Linked DNA regions of Homo sapiens: region 2 is linked to region 1. Evidence: read pairs that join two places in POLR2A ChIA-PET (ENCODE). Cell type or tissue: PC-9. All regions are shown on one strand.

Region 1 (8,000 bases):
GGTGGGGTCCCCATTCATCCTTATTTTCTTACACTATCTGGTCTCTCCATATGCTTTCACTGGAAGTTTAATAAAGAAGGCCAAGGGAGATTTCATTTGAGCCTCTTCTCTTTATATCTATCTACATCGCTTATTGATGAGACTATCTGTTACTGGAAGGGGGTCCTGATCTAGACCCCAAGAGAGGGTTCTTGGACCTCATGCAAGAAAGAATTCAGGGCAAGTCCATAGAGTAAACTGAAAGCAAGTTTATCAGAGAAGTAAAGAAACCAAAGAATAGCTACTCCATAGGCAGAGCAGTGGCATGGGCTGCTCGACTGAATAGACTTACAGTTGATTTTTGATTATATGCTAAACAAGGGGTGAATTATTTATGAGTTTTCTGGGGAAAGGGCAGGCAGTTCCCAGAACTGAGCATCCCTCCCTTTTTAGACCACATAGGGTAACTTCCAGATGTTGCCACGGCACCTGTAAACTGTCATGGTGCTGCTAGGAGTGTCTTTTGGTGTGCTATTGCATTATAATTCACATATAATGAGCAGTGAGGATGACCAGAGGTCACTTTCATCGCCATCTTGGATTTGGTGGGTTTTGGCAATCTTCTTTACTGCATCCTGTTTTATCGGCAGGATCTTTGACCTGTATCTTGTGACACCAGTCCTGCCAACCTCCTGTCTCATCCTGTCACTAAGAATGCCTAGCCTTCTGGGAATGCAGCCCAGCAGGTCTCAGCCTTATTTTACCCAGCCCCAGTTCAAGGTGGAGACGCTCTGGTTCAAATGCCTCTGACATACCTGCTTTATTGCTCAATCTCGGATTTGTGTCAACTGGCTGAACAGGTGAAATTAACTAATTTTCTATTACCAGACACTTTTAAGAATATTTAGAGGGTAAGGCTTTTCTTGAGAGGGCTGGGAAATAGCTTTATAACTACAACAAATGAGTTTAGCTACGAGTCGCAGAAAACCTGACAAATAGTGATTCCTTAGACACATCTGAGTTCCATGAATGGGTCCAGGGCTGGCTCCATGACTCAAGTCGGCCTTCAGAAACCCAGATGGCTGGACTGCTTTCTTTTTTCTTCTTTCTTTTTCTTTCCCGTCATAGCCTCAAAGTGGCTGCTGCATCTTCTAGGTGGGAAGAAAAAGCAGGGCGAAGAGAGGGAAGAAGGCAGTAGGTCCCAAGGCTAAACCTTGTGCTTTGCAGAGCTTTCCTAGAAACCCTGTCCACCACATTCCAGTGTGTGCCACTCATTTCCTCGTGCAGCAGCTGTTTGCTGACCAACTACCGGTTGTAGAAGGCTCCCTTCAGGGGGCCCAGGATATAGTGATGGACAGAACTGTCACGAGCTTACGTTTGAAGGCAGGGGCATATACTAGAACAAAAATTACATATTTAAAGTCATGGTATGGAGAAAAATAAAGCAAAGAAAGGGGACCCAGAATTGGGTCACTTGACCACCATAGCTATAAGGGAGTTTAGAGAAGTGAGCATTTTTAACGGAGCACATTGCTATCCTGAACAACATAGGGTTCTTTTTTTTTTTTTTTTTTTTTTTTTTTTTTTTTTTTTTGAGACGGAGCCTCACTCTGTCGCCCAGGCTGGAGTGCAGTGGCGCGATCTTGGCTCACTGCAAGCTCCGCCTCCCAGGTCCACGCCATTCTCCTGCCTCAGCCTCCCCAGTAGCTGGGACTACAGGTGCCCGCCATCATGCCCAGCTAATTTTTTGTATTTTTAGTAGAGACGGGGTTTCACCGTGTTAGCCAGGATGGTCTTGATCTCCTGACCTCATGATCCGCCCGCCTTGGCCTCCTAAAGTGCTGGGATGACAGGCGTGAGCCACCGTGCCTGGCCAGGGTTCTTTTCTTAAGGAAAGAGGGTGAATAGACATTGCGTAGGAGACTAGCAGTATTTTCTATGAAAAGTTTAACTTTTATTTGTATGCATGTAAACAAAGGAATCTGAAAATTACCTAGATGTCTGACAAGCTGTGTGTCAAGATTCTTTAGTGTCATTACATTCAAGGAAGCCAACTGTAGGGAGGGCCACCTGGCTATTTTGTAATATGTTTATGGAGGAAATCTTCATGGGGTGGTTTATATAGACTAAAAATTGAAAAGGCATAGACAGGTAATAATAGGTGATGCTTATTGAGTTCTTATTATGTGCCAGGAACTGAGCTAAGCACTTAACATTGACTCACTTAATACAAAAATCCTACGAGATGACAAATGGTATGATTCCCATCTACAAATGCAAAACTAAAGGACAGAGGTAAGTTGCCCAGGGCCACACACTTACTAAGAAGCAGTACACAGATTTGATCCCAGTTAAGAACCCATAACCCTAACCACAGAGCTGTAATTCCAAAGTCCTTAGAATGCATTGCTTATGCAAATACAGAGGCTAGTGGCAAATCGTGTTCGTTAGCATCAAATAAACAGCAGCAGGTAAAACCTACACTTCAGGGCTCCCTTGAAAATAGGAGCAAATTCTACCCTCATCCAGATATAAGCTAGGTCCCAGTTATTTATCTGTAGAGGCAGGAAGGTCCAAAATAAATCTCAAAACTTCACCTAAGCCAATATTTATAACTTCTTTTCTACTAAGTCTTTCACTGGAGTTGAACATTCACTGATTTAGTTTCACTTTTTTTCATTATCTGTGGCTACACTTGAACTATTTTATGGTGAAAAAGTCCAAAAATATATAGCACGATGGAAAAGGAAGGTAAATAAAAGTAGAGAAGGCCAATAGAGCAGTGTTCTGTGGTGAAATAAAGAGGATCGAATATAGTTTATAAATGTTCTCTGCGGACACTTACTCTCCTTGGACAATGCTTCGCTCTCAGGTATGTTTTATCTGGCAAGCTGATTACTCTTTTGATAATGTCAGCTTTCCTTTTCTCCCTCTCAAAGATCTTTGTCTTCACCCTCTTTCCTCTGACTGCAGGGAAGAAGTCCCAGCACACACATGCCTGTTGCAGTCCCTCCAACTCCCTGCTTTGGATCATCTGCTGCTCTCTTGATTGCTTGCACCACTGATCTGATCTTGTCGTCATCCTCCTCCCCTTCCTTCTCCTCCTCCTCCTCCTTTTCCTCCTCTTCTTCCTCTTGTTCTTCCTCCTCTTCTTCTTCCTCTTCTCCTCTTCCTCCTTCTCCTCCTCCTCATCCTCCTCCTCCTCTTCCTCCTCCTCCTCCTCGTCCTCCTCTTCCTCTGTGGTCTGCCATCCACCTACCTGGCCACCTTAGCCCTTGCTATGTGCTCCCTAGGCAGAGCAAAAGCCGCTGCAGTTTCTCAGACAGGCCCTATTCTCCCAGGGCGTGCTGAGCCTTGGAAATGCTGCTCCTTCAGCGGGATACTCTGTCTCCCACTCTCACCATTACCCCCCGCTGCCCACTCCCCGACCTTTCCCTGGGCAAGCTCCATTCAATCTTAAAACCTCAGCTCTGGGGTTGGCCCCTCCCAGAATTCTCCCGTAATCCACAGACTTGAGGTGAAGTGGCCTGGTACTTGGCCTCTACACCCCCTGGACTCTCCTGCTTCTATTGCAGTGGAGAGAGTGTGTGTGTGTGTGTGTGTGTGTATGTGTGTGTGTGCGTGCGTGCGTGCGTTGTCACCTTCCACCCTGAACTCCTTGAGCCCTAGATCTTTTGCTTCTCTCCTGGCACACAGAAGATATTCCATAATGTTGAATAAATCGATTGAGTGAGTGAGCATGCACAAACATGCTTAGGTCTTCTTTACTCTAGAAAAATCTTCTTGCCGTTCTTCCAGACTATGTTTCTTTTTCTCTCTTTCCCTAGTTGCTAAACTTTTGCCATGAAGCCTGGCTCCTGTCTTCATTCCCTGATGAAATGTTATTTCAGAGGTCAGTGGCTTCATAGGAACCTAACCAGAGGCCTCTCCCCACGTGAGTCCCTGTTGCATTGGGTCCTGCTGACTTTTCCCCGGGTCACACTTCTCTCATCTCCCTTGGTGGCTGCGACTTTGCCACCAAGTTTCGAGTTTCTTCTCCTTTATGTGCACTCTGTGCAGCTCTGCCCACCCCTTCCTGTGAGTGCACCCCAGGCTTTTTACCCAGCCTGTGAGCTCTCCCAAGGCTCTTACCTGCGCCCATGGCTTTGAGCTCTTTAGGTACTCATTGTAGATTTAACTCTCTCGCTCTGACCTTTGCAATCTGGTGGCCTGCCTATTACAGCCTCTTGCTGAAAAATGCCTGCTCACTAATATCTCAGCCACCCAAACTGCCCATTCATATAACATAATTCACCACTTCCTCTTGACCCTTCTCTAACTACCTGCTCTTTGTCCACACTTCCCTCTCTCTATCCTTGAGAAACTTTTCTGCCCTTCACCCAGACTTTTTCATCATGCTGTCCTGCTTTTTTTCCTTGACCCTTGATTGTCAGTTGCCAAATCCTGTTTTTCAACTTCTATAGTCTTTCCTTTGTTTCCCTCTGTTTTAGTCCATTTTGTGTTGCTGTGATAGAATACCCGAGACTGGCTAATTTCATTTCATTTCTTTTTTTTTTTTTTTGGAGACAGAGTCTCACCCAGGCTGGAGTGCAGTGGTGCAAATCTCGGCTCACTGCAACCTCTGCCTTCTGGGTTCAAGTGATTCTCCTGCCTCAGCCTCTCGAGTAGCTGGGACTACAGGCATGTGCCACCACGCCCAACTAATTTTTGTATTTTTAGTAGAGACAGGGTTTCACCATATTGGCCAGGCTTGTTATGAACTCCTGATCTCAAGTGATCCACCTGCCTCAGCCCCCCGAAGTGCTAGGATTACAGGTGTGAGTCACCGTACCTGGCTGAGACTGGCTAATTTCTTTCTTTTTTTTTTTTTCTGAGACGTAGTTTCGCTCTTGTTGCCCAGGCTGGAGTGCAATGGTGCAATCTCGGCTCACTGCAACCTCCACCCATTGGGTTTAAGTGATTCTCCTGCCTCAGCCTCCCGAGTAGCTGGGATTACAGGCATGCACCACCATGCCCGGCTAATTTTGTATTTTTAGCAGAGACAGGGTTTCTCCATGTTGGTCAGCCTGGTCTCGAACTCCCGACCTCAGGTGATCCACCCGCCTTGGCCTCCCAAAGTGCTGGGATTACAGGTGTGAGCCACTGCGCCCAGTCGGAGACTGGCTAATTTCTAAAGAAAAATGTTTATTTAGCTCAGGGTTCTGCAGCCTGGGAAGTTCAAGAGCATGGCCCTGGCTTCCGGGGAGGGCCGTCCTGTGGGGTGATAACATGGTGAAAAAGGCCAAAGAGGAAGTGAATATGTGTGAAGAGCCAGGACCAAACAAGAGAGTAACCTCACTTTATAACAGCCCACTCTCTCAGGAACTGATCCATTTCCATGGAAATTAATCCAGGCCCTCAAGAGGGAGAACTCACTCACTACCACAAGCATGGCAGCAAACCATTCGTGAGGGATCTGCTCCCGTGACCCAACACCTCCTGCTAGGCCCCACCTCCCAACATCACCACACTGGAAATCAAATTTCATCATGAGTTTCAGTGGGGACAGAAAGACCATACCCAAACTATAGCACTCTCTGTTTATTTTTAATCTTTATTGTTCCAAGTGAGACCCTTAATGCTCTTTCCGTGAACTAAAGAGCATTCAAGAAATTGCTTTTGGATTTATCTCCCGAAAATACACTCAGGCCACATCTCATTGAGGGGATGCTCAGCTCTCCCCAGTGACATCTATAAATTAGGACCTGTCTAGGTTTTCACCTTGGTAATCAGTGGCCCCTACATATATCCCTAGCCCTTCTTTATTGCTCAGTCTCCCCAGCAATAACCTCATACCTCCATATAACCCCAATTCCAGCCCAACTGGATATTACGATTACCCAAATGCCCCCTTGGCTGTCTGAATTTCATGCATTGGAAGCATTTCCTTCCTTCAAGTCCTATTTGAAGGACTGCTTCTCACTGAGTACTTTCTCAGTCTCTTAACTGTCTGTATCCTCTCCTCTCCTTGGACTCTAGTAGCATTTTCCATGGATCTGATGTCTCTTAATGTACTTTAACACGTATCATATCATCATTGTTGTTAACATCATCATAACGTGGCTTCTCGGGTGATGTCTATGTACTGGGTACTGTGTGAATCTCTTATTATATGTTATCTTTTTTTTTTTTTTGTATAAACTCATTGAGGTATATATTATATTTGAGACTCATTAGCTTGCCTAAATTTCCAGAGCTAGAGGCAAACATCTCAATCCATTCTGAGTGTCATTATAGCCTTGGAATTAAGATGCCCTACCTGATACCAGACTCTCTGGGTTCAAATCCAGGTTGTCTTCCTTACCAGCTCTGTAACTCTTGGGCAAGCCACTTGACCTTTCTATCTGTAGTTTCCACAATTATCAAATGAAGATGATCATTATAGTGCTTACCTCACTTAGCCATCAAGAGCATAGTAAGTGCTTGATAATCTTGTCTGTTATCTATCTTGTCTGGCCCACATTCATGCCTTTGCCTGTGGCTTGAGCCACTTGTATACTTCCCTAATCCCAGAAGAACCAACATAGTCATGAGCCCTGAGGCTGAGAGCTCACTCTTCTGATTTTCTTCAGTGTCCAGAATAATGGTTTGCACAGAGCAAGTGCTCATTTAGTACTTGCATTGAATTCACTGAATGCCCCTAGTTATTTGAAATAGGGCTACAAATGGATTGTTCCCAGGACTGGAATTTCAGAGAAGCTACCTTGGGCTTACTCGTGACCCAACATGTGTCAGTGTCTCCCCAGACTGACGGTGTGAATAAAAAGTGCTTTCGGCTTGTAAATATCAACATTATAAAGACACCTCTAAATAAACATTTGACATAGTAGCTTCCATAAATTGCCAAATCTTTTTCTAAGGGTTGCCCCCCTTTTCTTACCGGATTCTATTTCATAGTCTGGTTCAAGTCTCCCTAGATTTTCCTCTTCTAAAATAGAAACAACTGCTGAGCACGGTGAGATGCGCCTGTAGTCCTAGCTACTCGGGAGGCTGAGGCAGGAAGATTGCTTGAGCTCAGGAGTTTGGGACTAGCCTGGGCAACACAGCAAGACCCAGTCTCTTAAAAGAAAGAAAGGAAGAAAGAAACAACAGACGACATAATACCTTCAGATGAAGGTACAATACCAAGAAACTCATACGTAATATTGTGATTTAGAAAATCATGCTGTGGAATTATCAGTCCGCCTTTGGAAGTAGACCAGATTCAGTGAAAAGGGCTGATGAGGTCTGTGAGTTTGCTAGGAAATCCAGGTCAAGCCACGTCCCCTGGTGCTGACATGAATGCATCCTGTCTCCACATCCTGTTTGTGGCGGGGCTGTGGTGTAGGGTGGAGACACCCATGTTTTCCCCCAGGGAGCATGTGTGTGTGCCCTGCGCCTGGGGCCTGTGTGTATGGGAGTGAGGATGTCACACAGAGGCATGCCCTTCAGAGTGGGTCACAGGGCGCTTCTGCCCCACGGAGGTGGATGTGTCCTTCTGTGCCCAGCATCTTCTCGGTCCCCATGAGCTGTTAGAGCATCCCTAAGATAACCAAAGGCAACTGGAGCCATCATTATTTGTTTTTTCAGGCACACTAGGGTGGGAAGCATAGGCAAAATGGCAAACTTAATTTTCAGAAAATAAATGGACTGGCCCAAGAGCCAGGTGTTGTTATGATATTAGGTACTCTTCTGCCTTAATCAGTAGAGGCTGAGGGCATGAGGGCCAGGTCACTGGCCAGGAGGCTCGTCCATCTGTGACTTGTCCTCTTTGCCACTTCATCTTCTGGGCTTCAGCTCCCTCGTGGGCATGGTGAGGAGTGTGAGTCAGGTGGTCTCCAGGGTCCTTCTAGCTCAGGCCATCTTTTGTTTTCTGCTCCAGTCTAAAGCATGCCCTGCACCGATCAATTTAGCTTGGACTCTGCATATCCCACTATGTTGTAGCTGGCCTAGGCTCTGGAGCTGGACAGAATCTGAGCGTGAGTTTACGCTCCGCTAGTTGT
Region 2 (8,000 bases), 340 kb before region 1:
TTTCTGTAGGAAAATTTCCTAGAAGTAGAATTAATATATCAAAAGATATAGACATTTTGAATGTCCTTGATATATATTGATAAGTTGTCAATATTTTCTCTTCTGATAAGTGAAAATGGTACTAATTATTATTTTATCTTTTATTTCTTGATTAACTTGTTAAGTATTTATATGCTTATTAGCTACTCTTATATCTTAGTTTATAAATTAACAGGATATTTTGTTTTAGTTTTCGTCCATTCCTCTTCTGAGGTCTTAGCATTTTTCTTATTTATTTGAAAGAGTTCTGTGTAAGTAAAAGCAATTAACCTTTTATCTCTGGCATTATTCCTTTATTTGTTATCGGACTTTTTTATTAATGTTGTTTTTGACATATGGAAACATACCAGGTTTACAAATTCAGGCAATACGGATCTTTCAACGTGCAGATACATGGTATGTTTATTTTACCTGTAATTATGCTGGTCTTCCTTATAAGCTCACAGTCACTTGGTAGAGAGGCAGAAATGAATGTTAGGCCTTTTTTATTTTTTAATTTAGTCTGAACTTATCCCGTAAATAGCCCTTTGTAGTAATGTTTGGTTTTTTTGAGGTAATTGCTTAGTCTCTCTTGTTCCCAACTCCTTCCTGGCTCTGTTCCAAGGTGGAGTTAAGTGTCTTAAGTGGAAGGGACTCAGGTAACCTCTGAGAGCAGTGAAGAGCAACTTGGATTCACATGATCATTGGGCGTGCTGCCAGCCTTTCCACCTAACATCTCTCCCTCCCTTCCTTCCTCTCTCTCTCCCTACTTTCCTCTCTCTCTCTCTCTCTCCTCATCTCCCTCCATTTCTCTCCCTCCCCCTACTTTCCCAGCTGACTGGATTCTTCTTGAGTGGCTGCTATAGCACCCTCTGCCTCTCTGCCTCATTCTTCCGGGGATGAAGCTGTCCACCCCCATTCCCTGTGGAGAGGTCTCCTCACCTCACCATGGTAAGCCTGTGCCGGGCCGGCGGGCTCTTAACTCAGGTCCAAGACCCTCTAGTGGGCAGGTCCCCAACACATCATATGGGAACCAAAAGGTGCCCAGAAAAGCTACACGTCCAGGCCTCCATGTGCCTAAGCAGCCCTACCACTTAGCATATCATGAGGCCGTACCACGAAGCCGTACCTTGAAGCGGCTGCACCTGAGTAGGTAAAGGAGCAGCCAAGGGGCCATCTCTTTCTGAAGCACTAACTGGAAGTTGAGACAGAGATCTCTCCACCCTCTGAATTCCTCATATCATTGGCCAAAGCAGGACACCCACTTCTAACCATTTCTCTTCTCCTACTCCTTGTTTCCCTTTTCCTCATACAATCCCTCTGGCTGTTTATTTTTAACTTCCCCTATGTTGGATCATCTTTCTAGCATAGAACAATAGGCCTCCTGGCCCCATGGGCAGAAGTACATGTTCTTCACACCCTGGGAGAAGCAAAGGATCTGATGGGCCATGCCCATCCTCTGATAAGTTCAACTGTGACTGAACAGATTTCAGCATTTAGCAATCCTCTTTCTCCTGACTTTCCAGCACTGCTCAAGACAGCAAATGAACATCCCCCCCTGCTCTGGGAAGTCATTCTTGCAGCTTGGGCTCAGAGGGGTGAGGCTAAAAATAGGACACAAATAAGGTGGGGCGGGGCGGGGGGGAGGGTATCAGGATGCACCTATTTAATCTTTACAAAATATTTTCCTGGTTATATAGATTTTTCAACTTTTATGTAGCCATATCTCACATTGTGTGACGATTAATTTCATGTGTCAACTTGACTGAGCTATGGGGTACCCAGATATTTGGTCAGACATTATTCAGGGTGTTTCATTTGAGGATTTTTTTTCCAGATGAGATTAACATTTAAACCAGTAGACTTAGTAAAGCAGATCGCCTACTCTAATGTGGGTGGGCCTCACCCAAACAATTGAAGACCTCAATAGAACGAAAAGACAGACCCTTCCCCAGGTAAAAGAGGATTCTTCCTGCCTGACTGCCTTCTGACTCAGACTGAAACATCAGCTCTTCATGGGTCTTGAGACAGGGACTACATCATCCATTCTAGTTCTCAAGCCTTTGAACTCAGACTGGAACTGCCCCATCAACTCTCCTGGGTCTCCAGCTTGCCAGCTCACCGTACAGATCTTGAGACTTGCATGCCTCCATAATCTCATAAGTCAATTATTTATAATAAACTTCATTATATGTGTGTACATATATAAATATATATGTGTATGTATGTATACATAATGTGTATATATATGTTTATATATGTATCTATATAAATATATATAGATTTATTATAAGAAATTGCTGTGAGATTATGCAGGTATGAAAGTCTCAGGATACATGTATATCTGTGTGCATATGTATCTCTTATTTGCTCTGTTTCTCTGGAGAACCCTGACTAGTACACTTTGCTTTTACTCTTAGAAAGTTTTTTCCCATTCTGACATCAGATAAATATTTATCTGTAGCTTCTTTTAGTTTTTAAAATTTCTGTTTCTCTTTAAAAGTCTTTGGTCCGTATGGGATGTATTTGAGCACATGTTGTAAGTTAAAAGTCAAAGCAGTTTTAATTTTTAAACATAAGTCAGTGTCCTCACAACCTTTAATATGTTCACTTCCTTGGCATGCACATGCTACAATTTTCTAAGATTTTATTTTTTCTCCTTTCTTTCTGCTCCTAAATGTGAACATTCCATATGTCTCTATCATTTTCCCTTTTCTTCTCAGCCCTCTTTCCTTTAAAATTATGCACATTCTATGTCAGCTATCTTCAATATGTAGGGACTGAAAAGGATTCAAAAGGCTGGAGGCTGTGTTTTAATCTACCTGTTGGACTTTTCCACTAGGATCTTGCCCGAGTCCTGTAACTTAGCATGTATACACCAAAATGATCATCTTTAATACAGGCTTTTTGCTGCCAAACTTCAACCTGTCCCTGTCTCCCCTGCCCCATTCTTGTTGATGGCATTTGAACTCTTGAATTCTTTTGTCCATTGAAATCCTGCATGTTCTTTGTGGCCAGTTTAAAAGGTAGCTTCTTTCTAGCACTTTCACTTTTTGCTCCTCCCAAATCAAAGCAATCTCTATTTATCTAAATTCTCATAACACTTCGTACTTTTCTGACAGAACTTATCTCACTTGACCTTGTATGACAGTTATGTATACATGCCAATTCCTCATTCTATATTTATATTCTGTATCTTGTTTGTAAAATTTCTAAAAAGAATGATACTTTCTAAACAAAGCTGGTATTTAGAAGTAGGAAACCTGTAGAATGAGTATGGGATAAACTGATCTTACAGAATTAATAAAACTGTTAATAATGTAGGTGAAGTTCATGATCGGCTTTTGACCGTGGCATGGATTCTCTCCATCGCTCCCTCTCCTCTCTGACTCCACTTTCCATGCTCAAACTGAAGGACAGAATCTACATCATACACTTTTGTCTAATCTGCATTACCAGAATGGTACCTTAGATGCAATAGAACCTGAACACATATTTATGGAAGGAAGGAAAGAAGGGAGGGAGGGAGGGAGGGAAGCAATGGTCATCTACAAATAATATGTGATGTGTTGATACAGGACAATATTAATACACATTTGTAAGTGTTCTCCCACCTCTGAAGATTCCTCCCTACTGACTCAGTGAGTTGGTATGGGCACCTCTGCCCTGCCCCTCAGCAGCCCAGGGTTACAAGCAAGGAGCCTGCCAGCCTAGGGCCATTTTTCCCAGGTCCAACCACACATATGTAACCAAGCTTTATTCATGAGTTTCATACTACTCACCCTAGGCTCCAAAATATTACTTGTAAGAAATGACTAGAGCCATAAATAACAGAGAGTGGAGGAGTTCACTGGAGGTGTGGATAATGAAACATAAAACCAGCTTTCATATTCAATGAATAAAATAATTCCATATAATCAAAATTACACATAAGCCAAAGCCTCCCCCACAGTATGACAGAGTGACAGAGTGACTGGTGAGTCAGCCTGTGCTTCTTTTTTTTTTTTTTTGAGACCGGGTATTTCTCTGTCACCCAAGGCTGGAGTGCAGTGGCGCAATCATGGTTCACTGCAGCCTCAACCTCCTGGGCCCAAGGGATCGTCCTGTGTAGCTAGGACGACAGGCACACACCACCAAGCCCAGCTAAAATTTTTAAAAATGTTCTATAGAGACTGGGTCTCGCTGCATTGCTCAGGCTGGTCTTGAACTACTGGGCTCAAGCAATCTTCCTGCCTCACCCTCCCAAAGTGCTGGGATTACAGGCATGAGCCACAGCGCCTGGCTGTTTTCCTTTGTTATGACCACTATTGGCATTTAAATGTCTAATGAACCTCAATATTAATTATGTGCCACCTAGATAGGCAGAAATGTTAGTAGACATACAAACAGCCCCTCCCTAGTTAAGGGGGCCAGGCTTCCACAAAGTAATCCCTCCCGATTTAGCTGTAAATGGGTTGCTAATCAGAAAGGCCTCAGGACAAAGGTAAGTGGCATAAATTCCTATTTACTGAATTAATATGACTGGTTCCCTGGGTGCCCTTCTTCTACTTGGAAGCACTTCTGGCAGTCTGATTTGGGATTTTCACCTGGCACTGTTCTGAGACTGGGGCTTTGGGGCCTATATTAATTTTAGATCCTAGTCTGTGGAGATTAGTCAATTCTATGAACTCTAATGTAGTGGTTGAAATAGTTTTCAGGAGCAAAAGTGCTTGCTTATCCGATCCATACTCTTCTGTGTGGATTCCACCTTAACATTCTATGTTAAGGATGGGTATGATTAATTCATTACCCAAGATTACAGCAGTATGCTAAAAACTACCTGGAGGCATTTCTTTTGGTGTGAAATATTAAAGATTCAACATTTTTATCAGTGCACCTAATTCATATTCCAGAGCCTGTGGGCTGAGAAATGAACTTGGAAATATTCAGTCATTTTTTACCATCAGCTTGTTAAAATGTTGAAGAAGGTTATTGTTTTAACTACCTGTGGATAAAAAAAAGGAGAATTCGCTTCAGGAAGGCTAAAATACAAAGACTAAAAGCTATAATGTCTTTTATTTCTTAAAACTGATATAGGCCAGGCGCAGTGGCTCACATCTGTAATCCCAGCACTATAGGAGGTGAGGTGGGCGGACTACGAGGTCAAGGGATGGAGACCATCCTAGTCAACATGGTGAAACCCTGTCTCTGCTAAAAATACAAAAATAAGCTGGACGTGATGGCGCATGCCTGTAGTCCCAGCTACTCGGGAGGCTGAGGCAGGAGAATTGCTTGAACCAGGGAGTCAGAGGTTGCAGTGAGCCGAGATGGTGCCACTGCACTCAAGCCTGGCAACAGAGCGATACTCCATTTCAAAAACAAAACAGATATAGATCAGGTTTTGACAACAGTGTACCTTGGAGTACTTGAACAATAATACTAATAAATGCTTTCCTGACAAAGAGAATGGTTAATAACCTTATGATCTCTAATAAATACAAACTGAAATATAGAATCCCATAGGGAGTAAATATGAGAGTACATTGTCAGCCTTTTCCAGAGCAGGGAACAGAGGTCTGGATAATGTAAGTGAATTTCCAAATTCCTGTGAGGTGGCTTTAGAAATTTATTTTATTTTATTTATTTATTTTTGAGACAGAGTCTTGCTCTGTTGCTAAGGCTGTAGTGCAGTGGCACGATCTCAGCTTACTGCAACCACTGCCTCCCAGGTTTAAGCTATTCTCCTGCCCCAGCCTCCAGATTAGCTGGGACTACAGGGATGCACCATCACACCCAGCTAATTTTGGTCTTTATTGTAGAGATGGGGATTTCACCATGTTGGCCAAGCTGGTCTTGAACCCCTGGCCTCAAGTAATCTGCCACCTCGGCCTCCCAGAGTGCTGGGATTGCAGGCGTGAGCCACTGTGCCTGGCCAGAAATATATTTTAATGCTTACATTTGAATCCGAATGTGACAGAAATTCACCATCACTTCAGATATCATATTCTGAAGAATGAATTTAGCAGCTGGAAAAAGGACACAGCTTCCCAATTCTGCCCTTTTGCTCCAGTGTCTGCTAGAGAAGGCCAGGATGGTGGAGCTGACTTCGAGAAGAGCCACGCAGGTGACGGTCTCATTCTCACCTTTTGGTGGGTAAGCAGGGGTATCATTAGGCTTATAGTTAGGTGATATTTTCTTTTCTTTTTAAAAATCAAAAATCAAAAAAGATGCACATAAAAAAGTGTAAAATATATTTGCCAAATTGTAAGAATAATTTTAATGCAAACACTTGTGTGGCTGCCACCTATTCAAGAAACAGAATCATGCCAATCTACATGTGCCTCCTCTGTCCAGTTTAGGTCCCAACGGAGTCTAAACTAGAAATATTTTCTAGAAGCTCAAGTGGAATATTGACTTTCTCTGCTCTTTCAAATCATACTCCCACTAAAAGTTTTTACTGAGCTAGAGATCTTGTATAAAAGGGTCATCATTGACTAAAAATAACAACAATGTATTCTTCCCTGAATGGCAAGAGTTCAAAGACTTATTGAAAATTAATCCCTTTAGAAGTAGTCTTTGGGGGCAAATCATTGAGAGACCATGGAAAAATCTGGGTAAAGTACATGTATAGAAGTATTTTAAAGGAATTCATACAGCCAATGTGTACCAATTCAAATTATTAGGCAACTATTGAGCATAGTATTAGGATTCTCCAGAGAAACAGAACCAATAGGAGGTACATACATTTAAGAGGAGATTTATTATGGGAATTGGCTCACACAGCTATGTGGGCCAAGAAGTGCCACAATCTGCTGTCTGCAAGCTAGAGAACCAGGAAAATCAGTGGTGTGTGATTAAGTCCAAGTCTGAAGGCCTGAGAACCACGAGTGCTGATGCCAGAGGGCAAGAGAAGATGGATGTCCCAGCTCAAACAGAAAGAGCAAATTCATCCTTCTTTCAACATTTTGTTCCACTGGGACCTTAATGGATTAGAGGAGGCCCACCCACACTGATGAGGGCACTATTCTTTACTCAGCCTATCAATTCAAATGCTGATCTTCCAGAACTGCCTTCACAGACACACCCAGAAATAATGCTACTTGGTCATCCGTTGGCCCAGTCAAGCTGGCAGATAAAATTAACCATCACAAGCACCATGGAATGCAAGACAGTATGCTCGGTGTTCTAGAGCATGTGAATAGTTGTTATTAAAACAACTGCCACACACACACAAAGTTTCTGTGGTCAAATGCGTTTTCTAAAACTTTTCTTTCAAGAAAAATTTTTATTTCTGAAACAGGTATAGAGCGTAAAATGATTCCCCAAGTTTTCTGGCTAAACATGGCTAATATGGTTCTTTTTCTTTCTTTTTTTTTTTTAAATAGTCAAAAACGCTGATGTTTTAAAGAAATACAGGAAAAATCAAGGATAGCAATATATATTATCAATCAAGTGCTTACAGATCCCCAAATCCAACTTAAAGTAGACTAAGTGTCTCAGTCTATTTGTGTTGCTATAAAGGAATATCTGAAGATGGGTAATTTATAATTAAAAAAGAGTTGGCTCACAGCTCTGCAGGCTGTACAAGAAGTTTGGTGCCAGCATGTGCATCTGGTGAAGGCCTCAAGCTGCTTCCACTCACTGCAACAGGGGAAAGAGAGCTAGCATGTGCAGAGATTGCATGGTGAGAGAGGAAGCAAGGAGGCAGTGAGGGGCCAGGCTCTTGTTAACAACCAGTTCTCTCTGATAGAGTGAGAACATTTCTCCTGCCACCACCGAGGAAGGAGATTAATCTATTCATTAGGGATCCACCCCCACTGCCCAAATACCTCCCATTAGACCCCACATCCAACACTTTGGATAAAATTTCAACATAAGATTTGGAGACGACAAATAAACCAAACTATAGCACTAGATCTTTAAAAATCATTTTTAAAAAAAGTATAAAGATTTTTTTGAGCCATCAAAAGAAATCTGGAAAATAGTTGGGTCATTGTCCTTCC

Evidence for each region. ChIA-PET counts read pairs that join two places held together with the same protein. Peaks named below come from ENCODE experiments on the same cell type or tissue, not always from the same donor. Only the 100,000 strongest peaks of a DNase experiment are listed, where the experiment ranks them.
Region 2: POLR2A ChIA-PET joins it to region 1 with 15 read pairs; 1 of 35 experiments calls an interaction of 5 or more read pairs at or near these places.

Annotation. Positions count from the first base shown.
Region 1 is chr6:148,444,554-148,452,553 of GRCh38, forward strand. All of the region lies in intron 4 of SASH1 (SAM and SH3 domain containing 1), which reads left to right. Among named protein-coding and RNA genes, the nearest start is that of SASH1, 110 kb to the left of the region's middle. RefSeq lists enhancers at 1,145-1,645, 7,983-8,000. In PC-9, no CTCF peak of the experiment used is centred here; DNase peaks (open chromatin) are centred at 718 and 1,248; H3K4me3 peaks cover 599 bases; H3K27ac peaks cover 2,597 bases.
Region 2 is chr6:148,109,202-148,117,201 of GRCh38, forward strand. No RefSeq gene overlaps it. Among named protein-coding and RNA genes, the nearest start is that of SASH1, 230 kb to the right of the region's middle. In PC-9, no CTCF peak of the experiment used is centred here; no DNase peak of the experiment used is centred here; H3K27ac peaks cover 451 bases.